Regions from separate parts of the Homo sapiens genome. Here region 1 is linked to region 2. Evidence: chromatin loops called from intact Hi-C (ENCODE). Cell type or tissue: heart left ventricle. All regions are shown on one strand. Each heading gives the region's core, and the rest is flanking DNA. Links, peaks and the distances in the headings are about the cores only. Region 1 overlaps GLIS3 (GLIS family zinc finger 3). Region 2 holds the start of GLIS3-AS1 (GLIS3 antisense RNA 1).

What was found. Hi-C counts contacts between places; a loop is a spot of excess contacts. Peaks named below come from ENCODE experiments on the same cell type or tissue, not always from the same donor. Only the 100,000 strongest peaks of a DNase experiment are listed, where the experiment ranks them.
Region 1: a loop joins it to region 2, with 2.0 times the contacts of the local background. A loop is called at or near these places in 4 of 110 quality-filtered maps.

Annotation. Positions count from the first base shown.
Region 1 is chr9:3,829,856-3,838,197 of GRCh38, forward strand. All of the region lies in intron 9 of GLIS3 (GLIS family zinc finger 3), which reads right to left. Among named protein-coding and RNA genes, the nearest start is that of GLIS3-AS1, 65 kb to the right of the region's middle. In heart left ventricle, for the core only: no CTCF peak of the experiment used is centred there; no DNase peak of the experiment used is centred there.
Region 2 is chr9:3,894,922-3,903,263 of GRCh38, forward strand. GLIS3 (GLIS family zinc finger 3) reads right to left here. Exons shown (of 11, transcript NM_001042413.2): 7 at 3,770-3,914. GLIS3-AS1 (GLIS3 antisense RNA 1) reads left to right here and starts at 3,725. Exons shown (of 2, transcript NR_026663.1): 1 at 3,725-4,038; 2 at 5,912-6,327. In heart left ventricle, for the core only: no CTCF peak of the experiment used is centred there; a DNase peak (open chromatin) is centred at 3,820.

The DNA.
Region 1 (8,342 bases), core at 217-8,216, 65 kb before region 2:
AACTTCCTTTATCCTATATTTTCTTCTGTTTTCACACTGGTTAAAATCTTGCAGAATGCTCTTAAAAAGGCCCGCTTAAAAATGCATCCATCTATCTGTCTTTCCAATAGAGAAATACATGCACATTTAGATCTTATTATCCTGGCTAGGTAGACAGTGTTCCATAGTTGGATATACTTAACTATTTCTATTGTTGATCTTTGCAGTAAATGGAAAAACTGGAAGTGAATAATGTTATGAAAATGTTAGAAAATACAACACAAAACTCCAAAAAAGAAAAAATATGAGAAAAGAGTAATATTTGAAAATAATCATCAACCTTTTGATAATCTTATTTCATCTATTCCTTTCAATTTTTTTTCCATTCAATGTAGTTTTCCTTGGGGTCCCATGTGGTTCTTCTCTATGATCCTCCACTCCTTTCATGATGGCTTACTTTTTTCTTCTTTCTCCTTGCCTCATAATACATTTAAGTCAACAGATTATTTTCTTGGAGTATAATATGCTTCTGAAAATATAATAATGAAATCTTAGTTCCGTACATTATTGGAGGGAGCATTGTGGCTCTGCTGTTAACTCTCTACATTTCCTTGTGTCTGTCTCCTCAACCGTAAAATGTGAATGTCATTGTGTACTTCACTGGGCTATTGTGAAGATTAAGTGAGTCATTGGATAAGGAAGTCCATCTCTAACGTTTTAAAGCACTTTATAAGTGTCAGTTATTATTGATATCACTATTCTGGTTTTGATGGAAAAAAAGGGATTAATAGAGGAAGTACCCCAGGATTTCTTCCACAAACACTAAATAATGGAGAATGCAGAACAAACCCATGGACTTTGGACCCTTATTCCTGTGTGCCTTCCTCTACTAGAACTGCCTCTTCTTGAGATTGGAAGGCTTCATCCCTTATTAAAGAAATGAACCACCTATCAAAAGAGAGGGAAGGTGCTATTTAAGTTTCTTCTTAGCTCTCTTTAAGTAAAACCAGGGTGAACTGATACATCCAACCTACTATGCTCTCAACCCTTCTCATTTCCCATTAGGACCCACAATGTAGCCTGTGTAACTGCTCAGATCACCCTTGCTGGGACACTGGGAGGCCTATTCTATGGTTGTTATGAATATTGCCAAAGAATGTCTTAACCGTCCATAAAGATACATACTGGCCCTCTAGGAGTCTATCATCCAAGATAGATCAAATGCAGATTTATGGACAGGGCATATTCATAGTAGAAAACAAAATAATATCCTTTATAAGCAGACTAGAGTGCACTTTATATAGAATCAAAAGAAAAATCCACATACGGTTTGGAAGAAGATTAAATGCTTGTTATTAGTATAGACTAGGAAAATACCTAAGGAAATTCCACGTCAAGCCAGAAGAAGAAAGAATGGAAAGCTATTGTCTTTTTCCCTTTTGATGCCCAAAGGCATGGTTTCAATAGACAGGCAGGCAAAGAACCCAAACAGACCACTCATAAATACTCATATAATTGATCATCCAATATGAGCAAACTGTAAACTCTCAAGCCCACAAAGAAATACAAATCAAAACAATGATAAAATGTCACATTCTACCTATCACATTGGCAAAGATTCCTAAAAATCATTCTCAACACTGAAGTGTGAATGAAGAAGGCATTTCTATGTAATGTTGTAGACATTGCAAGAGAGTACAAGCCTTTTGGAAAACAGTTTGACAACCTGTATCTAGAACCCTAAAAGTGTTCAGACTATTGGATTAAGGAAATACACTTCTGATAAAGTATCCTGAAAATATATTCTGAAGAACATTAAGAAATTCTGCACAGGGACAGAGATTGCAGCGCTAGTGATCAAAACAGAAAACTGAAGAGCCAAAATGGCCAACCATAAGAGAATGTCTAAGCAAACAGTGGTACATTTATGTGATGGGAATTTTAAATAGGTATTAAAACAATATTTATAATAAGCTTTTAACAACATGGAAAGACCATTATAAGGTTCATGTTTCAAAAAGCATGATACAAAATTGAATACAAAGCCTAGGATCAGTTGTATGGATGCCTATGTTACAGAATAAAGATGGCAAGTTACCATATCTATAGTTGTCTTTGGGTATTTTTTTTTTGCCTGTATATTTTTTCTAAATTTTAGCAATAGTGAAGAGCAAGTACTCTGGATCCTGGGGTTCAAATCCTAGCTCAACTACTTACCAACTGTGTAGTCTTGGCAAATTACTTAGCTTCTTGGTGCCTCAGTTTTCCAATTTGTAAAATCAGGTTAATAATAGTAATTACATCATACTGCGTTATAAAGATTAAATGAGTTAATACTTACATATTATACAATTTTATAATTAGCATTTATATAATATATAATTTAATAATATAAATTACATAGTATATATGTTTGCTAAATAAAAAATAAAATTATTTTATAATGACTGTATTTCTTAAAAATAAAAGTTTATTGAGGAAAATAAAATTTCCAAAAAGAACAAGTAAGTTATTTAACAATAACCAATGTAAGAAAGGACAAAGCAGCAGGTATGTGGCATACCCGCTGTTCCTAGGTGGAATCTTCAACAGTTTTGGCCTTTTGAAGACCTGAGCTGTATACCTCTTCTTGCTCATGGCTCCTCAATCCTGCACTAATTGACACACAGACTAATTTCTTCATTTACCCTATTGGGGGCTCCAAACAGCAACATGTCTGAGTGGTTTGAGGGAACCTGGAATGTGGAGATGTATAGTTTCAGTAGTTCCTTGGACTGATCTTGACTTTGATACCTGGAGGCCAGGCACAGGCAAATATGGCAGTATCATCAGGAGGAAAACGTTAGCATAAACCGCCATGGTTGGTCTACTAGAATGTAATCTCTCCTGAGCAAAATAGACAATATTTGCTATCTATATCTTTATGCAAACTCTCCTCATATTTGTCACCCATAAATTTCCTGATAGCACTCCTCAGCGTAATATCAACCTTCCAAGAAAAGATTTTTTCACTAAACTCCCACAACTTCACAAATAGGGACATTAATCATTCGGGGACAATGATAGAGACTTTCACTGGCCTTTCATGAAAACCAATTTATTCACCCTTTCCTATCTTCTCTCATTTTACTAAGAGGGAACAGAAGTGTCAAATGCTTTAGTCTATATTCAAGTGTTGTGATATATGAGAGTATAAAAGGTTTGTGATGTGGCAAAATACACCTAGAAAAGTTAAATATCAAATCCAACATTCTGGGCTTCATCTCCTAGTCTGGATCTGAGCGAGGAGGACAGAGTAGACTCTAATTCCTGCCTGTGGGTGTCTTGGCTGACACAGGAAACTGTCAAAACCAGAATGGCCCCACAAGCATGTTTTATCACTCTAACAGCCAACTCAAGAAAAGAAAATCCTCTTTATTAAATCTCTCCAAGTAGCCAGTTACTAGAGATGCCAAATACACTGGTGTGGATGGTTTTCATATATTCTCTTCCCAGCACTATTTTCACAAACCAACACTTTTTAAAAAATTCCGTTAGGGTCTTGCCACACACACAAATCCAGAGAAGGCCTAACTCATTTTCTGATGAATGGCTCCTGCATTCCAGCGGTTGGATTTCACATAGCAAATTTGGAAATAACACTACTTCTCGGACCCAAAGCAAAATGAGGCAAGATGTTAACACATTTTGTGGGCGTAAAACCTGAGAGTGGTGGCAAGGTCAGCCAATCTGTCCGTCAGTCAATAGTGGCTATCAAGTGCTGGTTAGGGTGCTATTGCTGAAACCAAAGAAATGTAAGACATCATCCTTGTCTTTGAGGATTGATAACACAGCTGGAGTGAGAACACATGCATTTATAGTAGCATAAGAACATACATATAAATGTAAGTTGGCAATAAATGTTAGTTGTTATTATACATTTAATTTCAGAATCACCCCTCTACTTTAAAAGTTATTTTGCCTTCAAGAATGGAGGAGTGGAGGAACTTGCAGATAAATGTATTCCACCTAAACTGCAGTTCCCAAAGGTCAAGGAGAATCATTCCTCCTTCTCTCAGTTTTGGGAAGTTTTTTTTCCCCCTCCTAAAAACAAACTTGTTCTAATTATAAGAATATTTGAGGCTAATTATAAACTAGAAAATGCAGACTAGTATAAACAAAGAAGGCAAAAATTATTTTTTATTTCCATGATTCAGAAATGGCCAGCTATATACCCACAAAACTGAAACGTTTTATACATTTATCTTCTGTTTTTGCCTCTAATATCATGCATGAGTTTCTTCACATTCATTCATTCTTAGAAGGCTTTTTCTTTTTCTTTTAGTCACGGAGTCACTAGTGTCTCTGTGATGACAGGTTAAAGAGTTCACGGTCCCTTTTGCTAATGATGATAAAGCAGCCCCATAAAGCTTTGGATTTCGTTTCCAAACTAGAAAGGGAGTGGGGAAGGTTAGAGGAGAAAGGAATTACATGAGTAAATATGATAATAGAAGGATACCCTCTAGGGCCATGCTGTCCAAGAGAACTTTCCATGATGATGAAAATGCTCTTTATCTGTGCTGTCCAATACAGTAGCTACATGTGGTTATTACATCTTTGAAATGCGGCTAGTGTGACTGAAGAACTGACTTTTAAATTTTATTGAATTTTAATTAATTCAAATTTAAATAGCCACTCATGGCTATTGTACCTGACAGCACAGCTCTAGGGCAATCTGAATTCCCAGGTCTAGCCAACTTTGTTTCAAGAGTATTTCAAATTAAATTCTAGAAAGAAAAACACATGACCCACCCCAAGTTTAAATAAAGCAACATGAATAATCTTAGGCTCCTGGCCTTCAAGATAGAAAGTATATTAGATTTTTTAATACATCTATCTTTTCCTTGCAAATTTGCCACTTCAATCTTTGTGGAAGGAACCAGAATATAAATACATTAATAAGTAAAGAATGGTCCCTCAACTCCCAACCCCTCAAGAAGCTGAGGAATGTTTTAGGCTAAACTGCCAGGGCACTCCAACCCTCCTAGAGGTACTATGTTCCCTTCTGAAGCAGCAGCAGAAGAAAGAAATGTGTCACCCACTTTCTTCACTTCAGATTGCAGGCCTAGCTCTCCATGTGCACCAGGGTGGCGATGTGCCCTTGTGGGTCTCCATTTATCCTACCATATGATGGTGGAGTGTCAACACAGAAGGCTCTACCCAACTGTTGAGGAACATGGATGGTGATTAATACCATCAGCCTACACTTCGTCAAAGGGATAAGTCATGATCTGTGTACTTAGTAGGTTTGTTTATGCAGCAGATGGCCTTGCAAAACAAAATGCTTGTTTTCCTTTACAGTGAGGCTGGGGAACCACCACCAAACTGTGGGCACTAGGAAAAGTGCTACATGGACAACACTCAGAATCGAGACAGCCCCTTCCCTGCAGTAGGCTCAGACTGGACCATGATGACAACTCATAGGTCCAGAAGGTCCACATATGACAATAGGAACCCCTCAAAAACATCAGGAAGGTTCCCCAGAATTTCCCCCTCCAGAGTGTGACCTAGTCAGGCTTGGCAGGATCCTCTAGGAGACTCCTTGGAAATAATGCTGGGTGTTCCAAGACCCCTTGATATGTCAGATGGGAAAACCCTTTAACTCCATGTGATGCAGACTGTATCAATTCAGGGATCCAGGCTAAGTGCTATAGTTTTTCAGCCACTACCCAAATCTCAGGAGTCATCTATTGTTTGACTTTTCAGAAGAAACAGTGACTAATGTGTGTGCTTGCCTTTGCTGCAATCATTGTAATTTAGCAAAATGAGGGTGTTAACAGTATCTACTTGTAATCACAAAGACTAAAGAGGATTAACAGAGACCATCCAATGTAAAGTGCTGGGCATGTGCCTGACACACAGTTCACACCCTATAACTGTTACTTTTACTTTTTTCTTTTTCTATTCTTCTAATAACATAAGCATTTCAATTTCTATGCTTTCATTTACTTGACAACTATTCACTAAGCACTTATTCAAGTGTTGGGGATATAGTGGTAAATAAATCACACTCCATGCCTTTTTGGAGCCTGCATTTTAGTGAGAAAGAAAGACAAACATATAAATGAGAAATCAAGTAACATAATTTCATACTACATATGACAATAGAAAATTTTCTTTACGGGATACATAGAGATGTAATTCTCTTTTCTGGAATGCATTCAAGATAGGAAGAATGAAAAGGAACAAATAAGGAAGTTTTGACTGTGGTTCCCTTTGTTTGGCCCTGTCTGCTGATGGCAGGTATAGTCAGGAGGCCACCCCACAGCTCTGCTGAGAACCAGCCCTGGCAGAGCAGATTTCCTGCCGTTGGTGCTAAGCAGTTTGTGCCTGGGTAGAAGAATAAGCAGATATCAGCGGCAGAGGCAGAATTGGCAGCCCCTCAGTTTCTTGGTCGTATGGCTGTTTGCTAGCCAAGTGGAAGGAAGGATGTATATTTATGAGCTTTACAGCTCTAATTATTTTTCCGCAGAGACTATAATTTTGTGGGTTACTACTTTAGGAAGTGTAGCGATTTTGGCCCCAGTCATATGGTGGCTGCATATGCAGGGACATGTAGAAGCATAAGTGATGAATGGGTGGACTCAAACCAGGACCCCAAGGACAGGGACACAGAAGATGCATGACCCCACTCTCCTTTGCCTTCAGATTTCTTCTTTTCCAGCACTCTATGGCTCTTTGTGGATTCCCCTACTCTTTTGGGGCCCTTGGCCTACCACCTTTGAATACTTCTCATAAACCAAGTCCAGGGAAAGAAAAGAGGAAAAGATGGTACAAAACCAGTGAAGCCCCTAGGGCAACTCGCTCCTTGGTTTAGGGACAGTGGTGGTATCCCCTAAGACCCAGCAAGACGAGAGCCATATGCTGACAGCCACACCAGGGTTGCTGTTTCCCCCAAATACTAGTGGCTCCACACTTCCACAGCCAACTGCCAACATCTCACCACCGCTCACCACCATCCCCTTCCATACTTCTGCTGTTCGTCTTCTTCTTCCTCTCTGTGACCCTATGTTAAAGGACAATCTCAGCATTCTGCTTGTTAGTTAAGCCAGAGCAAATGAAGGACAACAATCCTGGATCTGGAGGACCCCAGCCTAATGTGCAAGTCTAGAAGTTCTGGTCACCTGGAAAAGAATTCACCCTATGCCTCTGGGCTGCTTTACAAGTTGGAATATTCCCACAGAATAAGGATATTGTTGCTCAATCCACTTCAGGGTCACCAAGTCTCATATGTCACATCCATTGTAACCAAAGGCACTGACCTACGACAGGTCTGAAAAGGTGGCTATTTTCAAGAAGCACTGACCTGCACCACATAAGGCCCTTCATACTACTAACTAAGACGAATTGGAGCATCTTTGGTTACACACCTATTATAATGGTGAAAACTGAAACCAGTGATAACACCAAATGCTGGCAAGGATGTGGAGCAATGGGAACTCTCTTTCACTGCAAAATGGTACAGCCACTTTAGAAGACAGGTTGGCAGTATCTTGCAAAACTAAACATATGCTTACCATAGGATTCAGCAATTGTGTCCTCTTATATTTACCCAAAGGGTTGGAAAACTTATGTCCATACAAATCCCTGTACATGTATGTTTATAGTAGCATTATTCATCACTGCCAAAATTTGGAAGCAACCGAGATTTCCTTCAGTAGGCAAACGAATAAATAAACTGCAGTACATGCAGGCAATGGAATATTATTCAGCACTAAAAAGAAATGACCTATTAAGCCATGAAAAGACACGGAGGGAATTTCAATTTAAATGCATATTGCTGAGTGAAAGAAGCCAATCCGAAAAGGCTACATGCTGCATGACTCCAACTATACAACATTCTGGAAAAGGCAAAATTATAGAGACAGTATAAGTCCGTGGTTTCCACAGGTTGGGGGGAGGGAAGGACGAGCACAGAGGTAGCGAAGCTATTCCGTATGATGCTACCATGGTGGATAGATGCCATTATACATTCGTTAAAACTCATAGGCTGTACAAGAGTGACCCCTAATATCAGCTGTGGACTTTGAGTGAAACTGATGTGTCATTGTAGGTTTATTGATTGTAACAAAGGCACCACTCTGGTGTGGTATGTTGGTAGTGGGAGAGATTGTGTGTGGAGGGGGTGGGGGGAGGAGGGTGTGTGGGAACTCCCTGCACTTTCCACTACATTTTTCTGTGAACCCAAAACTGCTCTGAAATAGTCTATTAAATGGGTGGGCATGTATCTCTGTATTATATGCCTTCCCCACCAAAATATGTATTCCATGAAGGCAGACACCTTGTCCAGTTTGTTAATTATTGTATCCATAGCACTAAGACTA
Region 2 (8,342 bases), core at 92-8,091:
ACCACACTGGCCTCTATGATGTCTTCATGGCTTAGGTCATTTGCTAAGGTCATGTTTTACTGAATCTGTAGTACAGCTTCGGTTTGAAAGGAGCCATAATTTTTGTGGTCATTCATGGGACAGATCATCTTCCATACAGCATTCACTGTTAATAAATGGACTCCCTGCCAAGACCAGGCACTGTTCCACACTGTCCATGATATCTCAGACTCACCAAATATGGGCTTCTATATATCATTAGTTCATCACAGGTGTTCACCAGAAGATATACAAGCACTAAGCCTTGAAAGTGGCATTCACACTTCGATCAACAGGCTATGAAATAGTCCCTCTTAGACTATCAGATAAATCATCTAAATTTACAGGCCTGGCCTGGGGCATTATTATATGGAACACAGAACCTTTGAACAAAAGGGCAAAAAATATAAATGAGCCATCCTTGAGGCCTGCTTATTGCTGCCTTGGCCTTCCTGTTTGTTAGGTTACAACACTGCTCTCAGGTGAGCTCAGGAGCAGGCTTGGGGAGGCCTGGGATTTTCAGAATAGTAGACAAGTAAACACCTTAATTTTATGAAAGTCATCCTCAGCATGGCCTCAAGTGATATTTGGCTGCTTTAACCTGGGACGCTATTATCTTTCACAGAAATAAAAGTATTTTCAGGCAATCCTTTCCAATCAAGCTCTGTCTTTCTTTTCAACCTGAAAAGTTTGTTTCAATGAGGGAAGGCAACACTTCAGGAGAAGTGCAAGACTTGTATGTTCCAGAACTGCCATCTTCCCTGTTCATCTTCATGCTGTGCAAAGTATCCTTCTCTTAGAATGTTATAAAGCATCATATACTTGACCAGAATTTCCATTGCAAAACTATGACTTCTTCACACCACAAGTCCTCAATCGTTGTGGCTTCTGAAAGATTATGGTGCTCAATGCCAAATTTAACTGCCTCCTATTCTATGCTCATACATACTCAACGGGTTTCCATCAAAATATTTTTGTGATAAATTAATTTACTAGCACTTAAAGGTAGAAGTGCCTGACAATCATTAAACAAATATTTTCTTGATTTTGTATAATAGAACATAAAAGGGAATAACTCCAAGTACTTTTGCTATTTAGCCAAGTCTTAATCTTCATCAAATTGTCTTAACACTTCAGATTTTACATTTAACTAATTGATGAAGTTTCCTTTTGCACCTTTGGCATTTTTCATGGTTTGGCTTCTTTCCATAGATCTAGGGCGAAGGTTTGCAGTGGATGTTAATATGCACTCCACACAAGCACATTTCTAGAACTTTAAAAGAAAGGCTTAAATTTTTGTTTTGTAATTTTTTCCCCTGCCTGGTTCTGCCTCTTGGTTTGTTGCCTACTCTGCAAAACAAAAGGCGTAACATTTTTTTAAAAGGAAGAAAGTTAGAAAGCAAAATCATACCTGAGGGAAGGAGGAATAAGGAAAGAAGTAGGGCCCGAGCACAGTGGCTCATGCCTGTAATCCCAGCACTTTTGGAGGCCGAGGTGGGTGGATCACCTGAGGTCAGGAGTTTGAGACCAGCCTGGCCAACATGGTGAAATCCAGTCTCTACTAAAAATACAAAAAACTACCCAGGTGTGGTGGTGCACACCTGTAGTCCCAGCTGCTAGGGAGGCTGAGGCAGGAGAATTGCTTGAACCTGGGAGGTAGAGGTTGCAGTGAGCTGAGATGGTGCCACTGCAGTCCAGCCTGGTTGACAGAGTGAGACTCCCATCTCAATTAAAAAAAAAAAGAAGTAGAGAGGGTAAACTTTCACAGTCATAAGGTACCTGGAGAAGTAAAATTCTGGGAACAAAGTTGAGCAACATGATCATCTGCATGTTTCAAGTGTTCTCAAGAGTTACGGAAAATGTGGGTCAACCTGAAGACACTCCACTGATGGCTGGAGCAACTTAGGTATCCTTGCCCCTTAGGAGGCAAACCTACCACAGCCGGAGGCTCTAATTCCAGAGCTCAAAATCTTTTTGAGGACCGAATATAGAATAGAGTCATGGACAAAAAGTGGACATTTGCTTGGAATGACAAAAACATTTCAAGCTGAACCTTAAAATATTTAAAACTCTAAAGCTTTAAAAACACTACCAGACATATAAAAACAGACACCAAGACAAATGTGACAGTTTCGAAAATGAGCCATATGCTGTATGCTACATACAACAAAGGTGCTAATGTTTTCCATAGATATGGATAGCATTGCTTCCCAAACCCATTTCTGAGAGGATTAAATACAGCCAGACTAGCCCATCACTAGAAACCATTTATATTGTATGTTAGGCCATTTTTCAATCACTTCTGGTTAGTGTTGACTGTTGACTATTGGGTTCCAGGTCTTAGTAAGATCATAGATTAATGAACTGAAGTAGTAGGGGAATGCTTTATAGGCTGTTTAAAATTGTTTGCTAATTTAATGTGCTGAAATAAATGTTCATATATCAAATACTGAACAAATCAGACACACAAAAACAAAAGCTAGTCATGGTTTTTCATATATATATATATATTTAATACAAAATATTTATGTATGTGTTGGTAACACTGCACATTGATATATTTGATGTCTGTATATGAACCTGTACCTGAAACCTCTGTAAGTTTGGTCAACCCTTCTTCGTCTCATCTCCCTGTGTCTCAAAAAGCAGAGGCTATGTTGTCCCCAACAGTAAGTGCTTAAAGCAACTGATAAAGGTCCAATGGGCCATGATTAAGGCCCAGTTTTGATGACTGATGCTCTTGCAATACTTGCTTACTGCCCTTTCTCTCTGCATCTGAATCAACTGAGAACTGTCAAATTTAAAACGTTGTACAAGGATGTCTTTCTCCCATTCCACTGCAATGCATCTGTAAATTTTAAATTCTAATGGCTTATTCATACTTTTCGAAAGAAAAAAACAGTCTGCTGCCAAACCTGGCTCTGGAATCAGATGGGGGTGGGGGTAGTATCTGCAACCCACAGAAAATAGAAAATTCTCATTGTCTGGAATGTGGAGCTGGTAAATCTTTTTTCTCATCTTCATAGCATGACTGTAAGAGTGTTCCATATGTAAGGACAATCACTAATTATGTTTGCATAAGTATATCACCATTACAGAGAGTAGAAAATGCATAAAAATCCAGGCTGAGTAAAAGAAAAATAACTTCCTTATGGTATATTAATCTTTTCTTATTTTTTTTGTTTTTTACTACATACATGTAATTTTCCAAATATAGTCACCTATTATTCAAACCTAGGCAGATGGAAGGTGGTCTGGGAGTGTCATCCCATCTCCTTTCCCACAATGGTTGGCAAACATGAATGAACATTCTTATAAGTTGGTTTGCTGATGTGAAAATTTCCTTAGAGACCTGGGGCTTCCTTTTAAAACATAAAGATGACAACAACTGTTTCATTAAGAAATCCACACGCAGCCTGCTACCTGCTTAAGGAGGAAACATTTCCTTCGAGTCTAAATCAAGTGAGTAAATGTAACATAACTGCGAGGGTTGGGTACACTGAATTTCTGGCAGAAGTCCATAACTAAAAGAGGTAATGCATTATTTTATTTTATTTCTTTATGAGAAAAAACAATCTGCTGCCACACCCAGCTCAGGAATCAGAAGGGGTGGAGAGCAATTTGCAGCCCATTGATAAAGAACAACACAGACGATCTTAGGAAAATTTTTCTCACGTGAGCATTCCTTTTAACCAGAGTAAAAGGCCTAAAAAAGGGTAGTTGTGGTTGGCTCTGCCTTTGCTGTCTTTACCTGAATAGAGGTCAGGCCCGGGTCCAGGGGAGCGTCCCACGGTCCCTTCAGCAGCAGCATCTCTAGGGGAAGTGGCCGGCTGCAGGGACTGCACGGTGAGGCAATCTGTGAGCAGGTCTGGATGGAGCTCTGTGCTGGACCGCAACTAAGAGGACAAAACGGAAGAGACATCGATAAGGAGAGCCGGTCCTTGGAATATTTTCCTGGGAAGGCATCATGCTCTATCAGTGCAACTCAGCCCACAAAAATTTATCAAGCAGCAACTACGGGTAAGGCACAGAGCTTAACAGAGTGTCAATAAAAGGATCAGTTCTCCAATCCTAATAACACCTGGCAAGAGCTTCTGGAAAAATGTGGCTAGAGGCGGATTTGACTTCAGTCCTTGATATTTCCACTTCTGGCAACTCAACTTCCTATTATACTTCCTTTTATTTGCTCCGTATCTTATCAGAACTTGTAACGATAACAACAACAAACTCAAGTAGATTTAGTCCATCTTGGAAAGTGCTTTTAAAATAGAAACACTGTCATGAAAACATCCCAGAGATGATTAAGAAATGCCCATTGAGATTTAACTCCTATAGATTTTCCATGAAAGGAAAATACTCAAGTTAAATTTTAATATATTATGGCATGATTCAAAGATAAAACAATGTGATTAACAGTAACAAAACTCCAACAGTCAGTTACATAAAAACAGAACAATTTAGATCTTATACATTAAAGAGTTACATGTAAAAAAAAAATCAAACAATAAAAAATGCTAAAATAAACTAGGTGAAAAGTTATCTGATCTTTTAATGAATAAGAATTTTTTAAGTGTAATTGAAATGGAAAAAAAAAACAATGTAAGATTTAGTGACATAAAAATATTAACGTTCTGCTTGTACAAAAACATAATACCTTAAAAGCAATCTAGAAATGTATTTGTTACAAATATTGCAAATGGTAATCATCTTTGGTATTTAAAGAGTGTGTGTATAAATGGATTTTATAAAGACAAGACTAAACCTTTAGATATAGAGCTAGAGTATGCTTATGCAGTCAACAAATATTTATTAAGTGTTTGTTACATACTTCTCTAGACCCTAGGAATACTGACTGCTTTTGTCAAAGTTAGACTCTAGATGGGGAAGCAGATGATGAACAAATAAAACATATACAACCTCAGATGGTGATAAATGCTATGGAGAAAAGTGATGCGGAGAAGCGAGACAGTGAGTAGGAATAAGGGGTGGCAGCTTTAGATAGGAGATCAAGGAAAGCCTCTTGAAGATGGCATTTATAAAAAGCTTTGAAAGAAGTGAGGAATAAGCCGTACAGACCTATGGGGGAAGAACCTGCCTACCCTGTGGTTGTGCGGAGAAGTAAGAGTCAAGCAGGGTGAGCCTGGGGCCTGGGGAAGAGAAATAGAAGATGAAACCAGAGATAAAAGGTGGGGAGGTGGAAATGGGAAGGAGACGTTGGATAAAGCCTTGACTTGAACAGAAACTGTTAAAAAAAAAAAAAAAAGGAGAAACAGAAATGATAATAAGCGTGAAAAATGTTTGCACACTTGCAAAGAAGTGCAATGTTAAAACGTCTTTTTACTTGCTGAATTATCAAAAACTTAAAAAAAAACAGTAATGAAGGTACAGTGAGAGAGGCATTGTTCAACAATGTTCATAGGAGTGAATATTGGTACAAACAGTCTAGATGGTATGTGGGAATATTTTTTCAAGGTCCATAATTGAAATAATTTGATTCTAGAACTTGTCTTAAGGAAATAGCCAGAGGTGTTAAAGAAGATTTGTACCCCCCCCAAAATATACACATATATATATAAAACAAATAGCATTATTTATAGCAATACCTAATCAGAAAATGTAACTTAAAATGTCTTAAATGTCCACAAATAGGGCTAATCAATGATTTTACCTCAATTTGATGGACTATTATGCAACCATTAAAATGGTATTCATGAACATAAAAGCAAAACTCAAAGTTTTATATATATACAAAATGATAATTACATAAAAATACACAGACAAAATATCAGAAAGTAATATAATTGAACATTACAACTGATTTTTGCTTTCAGTAGTACTATTATGAATTTATTTCCTTCCCTTTTTTAAAGTCCTTTCTTCTGCTTTCTGTAAGGTCCTCTGAACGGGCCACACCACGGTTGAGCCATTGTGACCCCTGCGACACACAGGTCCAGGCCTCCTGGAGTCACAAAGCTTTGAGCAACAGGAGAACCACTAAAGAAGAAGAAACAGCTAGCTCCTGCCTTAACTGATTAACCGAACTTGCAACATTCCACCATTGTGATATGTTCCTGCCCTACCCTAAATAATCAATCGGCCTTGTGATATCCTGCCATGTGAACTCCCTCCACCTCGTGACTACGCACCTTGTGACATTCTTCCCCTGCCCGAAAAGACTGCCCCAACTGTAACCTTCCACTACCTATCCCAAACCTATAAAACCAGTTCCACTCCCACCGCCCTTCGCTGACTCCCTTTTCAGACTCAGCCCGCTCGCACCGGAGTGAATAAACAGCCTTGTTGCTCACACTTAGCCTGTCTGGGTAGTCTCTTCAATTAGGCACGCGCTTAACACTTTCCAAATTTTCTACATTCAAATGATGTGCCAAAGCTGGCTCGCACCAATCTGAGGTGTCAATTTTGTGCGTCTTTTCCAAACTTTCCATGCAATGATGATAGACTGATAGCTTGAAATCGGTCATAGTGAAGTATTTACACCATGGAAATTGGCAATTCTACAAACAGGCTTTTTCCATCTAAAGAGCTGGTTGCTATACATTACCAGCACACCACTGGCAATGACGATGACCAAATTCTGATCAGAAAGAAAGACAAACACACACATACAACAGTAAGTTACTGTTTAGAGAGAAGTATTTCTTGGGTCTCAGAAAGCTTCATAAAGAGACAAATGCATGTCCAGGTCTTAGCCCAAGGATATGAAAGTGGCACAGTGACCCTAAATACAGGGAAGGGACATTTAACACAGGTAGTGACTGAGACATCACTTTGTTGTAATTTCCTCAGCTGTGGCACATTCCAGTCTCTGACCAGGACTCTCTGTATTAGTGCCTAACTAACTCTTTCAGGACCTTTGGAAGGTATGTTTGTTATTTTTGTACTAACCTAATACATGCCGTGTAAGAAAAACTGGAAAAAAAAATTCAAGGCTTGGAATGAGTTCTGGTGATCACTTTTAATTTATCTTCTATCATTAAAATATGATCTGGGGTCCACATGTTTTACCAAGGGCAGACATGGATGCTTTTCTGCTTTCTATTACCAACTACTCTAGGGTTTTATAGTTACCCGTACCAACGAGGTCTTTGCAAGGAATTTCACGGCTAGGGTTACTTCTGGCATCAAAGACGGGCAATTCTTTCTTAGCTTCACTAAATATTCATGTTTTCCAACAGTGTGAGTCCATACAACTTTGTGGTGAGAGTTAATTTGGTTTTCTCTGGGATTAGGCATGGTTCTAGAAAGGGCTTCTTAAATTGAACAAGCTTAGGAACCTTAAGTAAAATTTCCAAAGGAGAGCCGTATGCATAGAAACGCAGTCATGATATGGAAGTGTAGTGTCCCTCACAGATCTTCAGACCAGGAAAGGGGCTTTCAGATCCCTTAAGGTTTTTAAACATTCTCTAGTACAGGAATGATCTAAAGGGTGAGGCAGGAGGCACATAGCAGAATCTCTTGGGAGGGGTGTCTTTCAATGTAACATAGTTTTATATTTGGAATAAGAAGCCCAACTATTTATTTAAAAAACTGCATAATGTATATTTTACCAACATCTTCTTAGCTGTCAGGAATAGTTAAAGAAGATAGAGGGAAATTTTTCAGTGACAGGAGGGAGGGTCTTTACTTGTGGTTCCCAATCTTGGGGATGTATCAGAATCACCTGCAGCGCCCCACCCCAGAGCTGCTCATTCAGTAGGTCTGCGATGCGTTTCTAAGTTCCCAGGTGATGATGCTTCTACTGGTCTTGGGATTTCACTCTTGGAACCACTAGTCTCTAAGAATTTTTATGAGGAGAAACTAATAGTTTTCTGTTTATGGAAAGAGGAAATGAACTGTGGAAACAGCGAATTATAAAAACCTAGCATTTTTAAATATAGGAACAGAAACCTTACTATCTCATCTTCCTTGATCAACTGTGACGAATAAAGATCTTTCTGAAGTAGTGACTTTGGGCATCTAGTTAGCAGATACTAGGAAAAGTCACAGGAGGAGAGGATACCTACAAATGCTAGGAATGTCTGCAAGTCATTGGACTTGGAGATACTGGGAAGGTAAGTTCCAACTTATGCAGGGATGAATATGTCATGTTTTGTAGCTTGTTGTCATCATAAAATATCTTGGCAATTTTCTAAGAAGCCTCCTTGGGACATCTGGACCTTAAAAGTTTATGTTATCTCCTGTGAGAAGTAACCATTAAGCCCAGGGCCATAAACGCGAAGAAATTCTTAAATTTCCTATATAACACATCTGACTTTCTTCAGACCTCATAATAATACATGGTTAAATGAGGCTCATTTCTTAAA